2 separate regions of the Homo sapiens genome follow, and region 2 is linked to region 1. A link is an interaction called in ENCODE POLR2A ChIA-PET data of the cell type or tissue named here. Cell type or tissue: HCT116. All regions are shown on one strand. Links, peaks and the distances in the headings refer to the core of each region. The heading gives the core; the rest is flanking DNA. Region 1 overlaps LINC01391 (long intergenic non-protein coding RNA 1391). Region 2 overlaps CEP70 (centrosomal protein 70).

Region 1 (2,909 bases), core at 288-2,787:
TGACCAGCAGACCCGGATCCGGACTTTCCCGCGCTCCAGAGCAGCACCCGAAACCCTACTTCCCAGGTGGCACCGACGGCTGAGCAGCTCCTCCGGTGCCATACGGTGTCTCCAGGCACAGACAGTCGTGCTCGCGTGTGTACTGTGCACGCACAAGACTGCAGGATGATGTCCTGTATGAGCCCTGTATTAGCCCCTTTGCTCTCAGCCAGAGGTACACGCATACGTGTGTGCATTTGTCAAGTGTCTAGGGACAGGTGTGCACCTTCACACATACGTGATGTGTATGTGCACACATTTGTAGAACGTTCTAGCATCTATCCTACAGGCACGTACAGGGCTGGCTGCTTCTAATAAGTCATCATTACACCTCGCATTTACACAGGCCTTTTCAGTTCTGGCATGATTTTCAGAATCACCCCGGGAAATACTCTCCTTTCAAAGTTTACAGATGAGGAAACAAGCAAAAAGAATCTAATGGGTACCCGTTTGCACACACTGTGAGAGAGATCGAGGCCAGCCAAAGATCCCGCCCACTGTTGAACTTGGGTGTGTTGGCCGAATGTGCTCATAGATGGGTCTGTTTAGCGCCCCAGGCGACCTCAGGTCCGGCGGGCCTTGGCTCTTCGCCAGGCTTCCTGGGAGACCCACTGCGCCGGGTGTGGGGTCTCAATTCCTGTGCTGATAAGCACTATCTTCTGGAGCTGGGTGACCCTAGTGCCCAGGGCGGGAAGTCGGGAGCTGGCCGGAGTGCCGCTGAGGCGATCCCGGCGGTTCCAAGGCCATGGCTGACCACGCGCAACTGGGTTGCAAAGCCTGGCGGGCCTCGGTCTCTAAAGCAGCCACGCCAGGCAAACGTGCGATGAAAGGATCCTTTCAGCCCACCTACAAACCCAGGAACCCAGGGTTGCTGGAGCAGTGAGGAAATTCCTGCTGTCTCGAATCCCTAGCGCCCTTACGAGACTCGGAGCCCACAATGCCCATTTTACAGAAGTGATTAGTCGGAGGCTAGAGCGGTATAGTGAGTTGCTCAAGTTCAACGCCAGTTGAGTGGCCACAGTCGGGACTGGAATCCCCAATTAAGTGTGTCTGGATCCTTGGTCCACAGTCCCTCTGCCCCCAGCAAGGATCGCTGGTCCCTCTGTCTCCCGCGCGCCCAGGAGCCATCCCGCTACTAGCCTCCGACTTCCCTCGCCAAGAATGCGAAAACTATCATAGCTCTCACCAGCATCATTTAAAAGGTTTCCACATGCTTGGAATCTGTTGCTTGAAAACAAATTCCCTGTGTGCGTTGGCTTTCTAACCCCTCCTAAGGCATCTGGTCCCCCTCCACCCTCTAAGCCCTTGCCGTCGCAGAGTGAGGCTGCCTAAGGGCTGTAGCTTGACCACATCCCGGGGGTGCCCTTGGGCCTCTGCGCCGGGCTCCTGCAGACTGAGGTCGCTGGTCTCTGGGCTCCAAGGCCGCCTCTACCCCGCAGAATCCGGGAGCTGGAAGGGAGCCCGCGGTTTGGCGAGGTCGCCGTTCGGGCTCACGGCCTCGAGGCTGCCCTCTGCTGGCACTGGGCGACATTACCACCGCCTCCCTCGGCGGCTCAGGAGCTGCACCCACGTGAGGGGTTCGCGCAGAGCCAGGCGACCCCATTCTCACTGGGTCCCCAGAGTGGCTGCCGCACCTGCAGCCACTGACGAGACCCTCCCGTATTTCTCAATCCGAGACTTCTCCCCGCAGACACCAGAGGCTCCGGTGCTCGGACCCAGGGACAAGGCAGAGAGCCGGAGCTCTGCGCTGGCAATCCCGCCGCTTTGCGGCGCCCGCCGGGATCCGCGGCCAACCAGGCACGGCCACAGGCGGACGCTGGGGGACTCCGGGGATGGCCCCAGGCTGTGTTCGTCCCCTTTACTCTCCGCCACCATAGCATTGATTGGCGCCCACGGGTCCCGATCTACCTGCCCTCCCCTTTTCAACCTTACTTGATGGTGGCCCAGGCGCTTGGCTGCCTCTGTTTCTTGTAGTGCACTTGTCTCTCCAACCAAATTAAGAGCGCCTCGACGACCGGAAGGGGCTGCTCCCTACCCGCACGGCACAGGCCTAGCTCAGGTTCTGCCGAGACAGAACTGATTCCAGAGGCCCCCATTCTTGCCCTTGAAATAAACTTTAGGCAGTGAGGCGAAGAGACACTTCTGCCTGCTGCATCCATTCTAGACAGGGTGGGGTAAAAATTACTCAGTCATCATATCTATGCATTTCCAGTGCTATGTATTAGGACTTTAACATTTTCACTTTTCCCCTCACAAAGATAATTGAAACTGAAGAAAATTGGGAAAATAAAACATTAAAATGCACAAAAAACACCAACGCGACAATAATCCCATCCCTCCTCCCACAAGGTAACCATGGTTAACATTTCGATGGCATCTTTCCAGTCTTTTATTTATATATTTCAATTAAAATAAGCCTAATTTCCATAATTAACAAATATACATAAAATTTGCAGTTTTGTATCCTGCTTGTTTAAACCTTTCGCCATAGGGTTTTTCTCCATATCTTATTCTTTGAAAAATGATTTTCAATTATTGCTTAATAATCCATCCTTTGGATGAACCATAATTTTGTTATACACCAGCACCAATTATCTGTTTTAGGCCCAGGAAAGTCTCCTTAAGCCACACTCTCTGGATCCGTCTGGATCAGTTAATATATAATCATATAATCAGTAGTTGATCAATAAATGTTGAGCCTTTCTTTTTAATTTTTTGTTGTTGTTGTTCTTTTCTTGTTTGTTTTGAGATGAAGTCTCATTCTGTCGTCCAGCTTGGAGTGCAGTGGCACCAGCTCAGCTCACTGCAACTTCTGCCTCCCAGGTTCAAGCAATTCTCCTGCCTCATCCTCCCGGGTAGCTGGGATTACA
Region 2 (2,909 bases), core at 283-2,782, 390 kb after region 1:
TTTATTCCACTGTGGTCTGAGAGAGTAATTGATATAATTTCAATTTTCTTAAATTTTTTGAGACTTGTTTTGTGGCCTATCATATGGTCTATCTTGGAGATAGTTCCATATGCTGATGAATAGAATGTATATTCTACAGTTGTTGGGTAGAATGTGTTGTAAATATCTGTTAAGTTTATTTGTTCCGGGGTATAGTTTAAATCCATTGTTTCTTTGTTGATTTTCTGTCTTGATGACCTGTCTAGTGCTGTCAGTGGAGTATTGAAGTCCCCCACTATTATTGTGTTGCTGTCTATCTCATTACTTAGGTCTAGTAGTAGTTGTTTCATAAATTTGGGAACACCAGGGTTAGGTACATATATATTTAGGATTGTGATATTTTCCTGTTGGACAAGGCTTTCTATCATTATATAATGTCCCTGTTTGTCTGTTTTTTAACTGCTGTTGCTTTAAAGTTTGTTTTGTTTGGTATAAGAATAGCTACTCCTACTCGCTTTTGTCCATTTGCATGGAATGTCTTTTTTCACCCCTTTACCTGACATTTATGTAAGTCCTTATATGTTAGTTGAGTGTCTTGAAGGCAACAGATGATTGGTGAATTCTTATCCATTGTGCAATTCTATATCTTTTAAGTGGAGCATTTAGGCAATTTACATTCAACATCAGTATCAAGATGTGAGGTACTATTCCATTCATCATGCTATTTTTTGCCTGTATACTTTGGGTTTTGTTTTATTTTATTTTTTTTTTTTTAGATGGAGTTTCACTCTTGTCACCCAGGCTGGAGTGCAGTGGCGGGATATCGGCTCACTGCAACCTCTGCCTCCTGGGTTCAAGTGATTCTCCTGCCTCAGCCTCCTGAGTAGCTGGAACTACAGACACACGCCAACATGCCTGGTGAATTTTTGTATTTTTAGTAGAGACGGGGTTTCACTATGTTGGCCAGGCTGATCTTGAACTCCTGACCTCAGGTGATCCACCTGCCTCGTTCTCCCAAAGTGCTGGGATTACAGGCATGAACCACTGCACCCAGCCAGATTTTTTTAATTGTATTTTTGTTTTATAGGTCCTGTGACATTTATGCTTTGAAAAGGTTCTGTTTTGATGTGTTTTCAGGATTTGTTTAAAGATTTAGAGCTCTTTTAGTAGTTCTTGTATTGCTGGCTTGTTAGTGGTGAATTCTCTCAGCATTTGTTTGTCTGAAAAAGACTATCTTTCCTTTGTGAAGCTTAGTTTCTCTGGATACAAAATTCTTGGCTGATAATTGTTTTGTTTAAGGAGGCTAAATATACGGCTCCAATCCCTTCTAGCTTATAGTTTTCTGCTGAGAAATCTGCTGTTAATCTTATAGGTTTTCCTTTATAGGTTACCTGGTGCTTTTGCCTCACAGCTCTTAAGATTCTTTCCTTTGTCTTGACTTTAAATAACCTGATGACAATGTGCCTAGGCAATCTTTTTGCGATGAATTTCTCAGGTGTTCTTTGAGCCTCTTGTATTTGAATGTCTAGGTCTTTAGCAAGGCTGGGGAAGTTTTCCTCAATTATTCCCCCAGAGACGTTTTCCAAACTTTTAGATTTCTCTTCTCCTCAGGCATGACAACTATTCTTAGATTTGGTCGTTTAACATAATCCCAAACTTCTTGGAGACTTTGTTCATTTTCTTTTATTCTTTTTCTTTGTCATTGTTGGATTGGGTTAATTCGTAAAGCTTGTCTTCAGGCTCTGAAGTTCTTTCTTCTGCTTATTCAATTCTATTGCTGAGACTTTCCAGAACATTTTGCCTTTCTCTTTGTCCTTTATTTCCTGAAGTTGTGATTGTTTTTTAATTTATGCAATTGGCCAGGCATGGTGGCTCATGCCTGTAATCCCAGCACTTTGGGAGGCTGAGGCGGGCAGATCACCTGAGGTCAGGAGTTTGAGACCAGCCTGGCCAACATGAAGAAATCTCATCTCTGCTAAAAATACAAAATTAGCCAAGCGTGGTGGCACATGCCTGTAATCCCAGCTACTCAGGAGGCTGAGGCAGGAGAATAGCTTGAACCTGGGAGGCGGAGGTTGCAGTGAGCCAAGATCACTCCATTGCACTCCAGCCTGGGTGACAAGAGCGAAACTCCGTCTCAAAAACAACAACAACAAAAAATGTATGCAATCTTTTCACTGAAGATTTCTCTCCTCATTTCTTGTATCATTTTTTGAATTTTTTAAAAGTTGGACTTCACCCTTCTCTGGTGCCTCCTTGATTAGCTTAATAATCACCCTTCTGAATTATTTTCAGGTAAATCAGGGATTTCTTCTTGGTTTGGATCCATTGCTGGTGAGCTAGTGTAATTTTTGGGGAGTGTTAAAGAGCCTTGTTTTGTCATATCAGAATTGTTTTTCTGGTTCCTTCTCATTTGGGTAGGCTATGTCAGTGGGAAGGTCTGGGGCTCAAGGCTGCTGTTCAGATTCTTTTGTCCCACGGGATGTTCCTTTGATGTAATACTATCTCCCTTTTTCCAGGGATGTGGCTTCCTGAGAGCTGAGCTGTAATGATTGTTATTTCTCTTCTGGATCTAACCACCCAGAAGGGCTACCAGGCTCCAGGCTGGTACTGGGGATTATCTGCACAGAGTCCTTTGATGTGAACCGTCTTCATGTCTCTCAGCAGTGGATACCAGCACCTGCTCTGGTGGAAGTGGCATGGGAGTGAAATGGACTCTGTGAGGATTTTTAGTTTTGGTTGTTTAATGCGCTATTTTTACACTGGTTGACCTCCTGCCAGGAGGTGGCACATTCAAGAGTGCATCAGCTGTGGTAGTATAACGGGGATCAGGCAGTAGGCAGGGCCCTAGAACTCCGAAGAGAATATGCTCTTTGTCTTCAGCTACCAGAGCAGATAGAGAAGGACCATCATGTTGGGCCAGGGTTAGG

What was found. Peaks named below come from ENCODE experiments on the same cell type or tissue, not always from the same donor. Only the 100,000 strongest peaks of a DNase experiment are listed, where the experiment ranks them.
Region 2: POLR2A ChIA-PET joins it to region 1 with 5 read pairs; 2 of 35 experiments call an interaction of 5 or more read pairs at or near these places.

The regions. Positions count from the first base shown.
Region 1 is chr3:138,935,028-138,937,936 of GRCh38, reverse strand. LINC01391 (long intergenic non-protein coding RNA 1391) reads left to right here. Exons shown (of 3, transcript NR_121649.1): 3 at 1-2,748. Among named protein-coding and RNA genes, the nearest start is that of LINC01391, 7.5 kb to the left of the region's middle. RefSeq lists an enhancer at 1,396-1,690. In HCT116, for the core only: a CTCF peak has its summit at 1,563 (motif pointing left); DNase peaks (open chromatin) are centred at 1,544 and 1,926; H3K4me3 peaks cover 1,417 bases; H3K27ac peaks cover 1,240 bases.
Region 2 is chr3:138,549,590-138,552,498 of GRCh38, reverse strand. The region is part of intron 6 of CEP70 (centrosomal protein 70); the gene reads left to right. Among named protein-coding and RNA genes, the nearest start is that of CEP70, 43 kb to the left of the region's middle. In HCT116, for the core only: no CTCF peak of the experiment used is centred there; no DNase peak of the experiment used is centred there.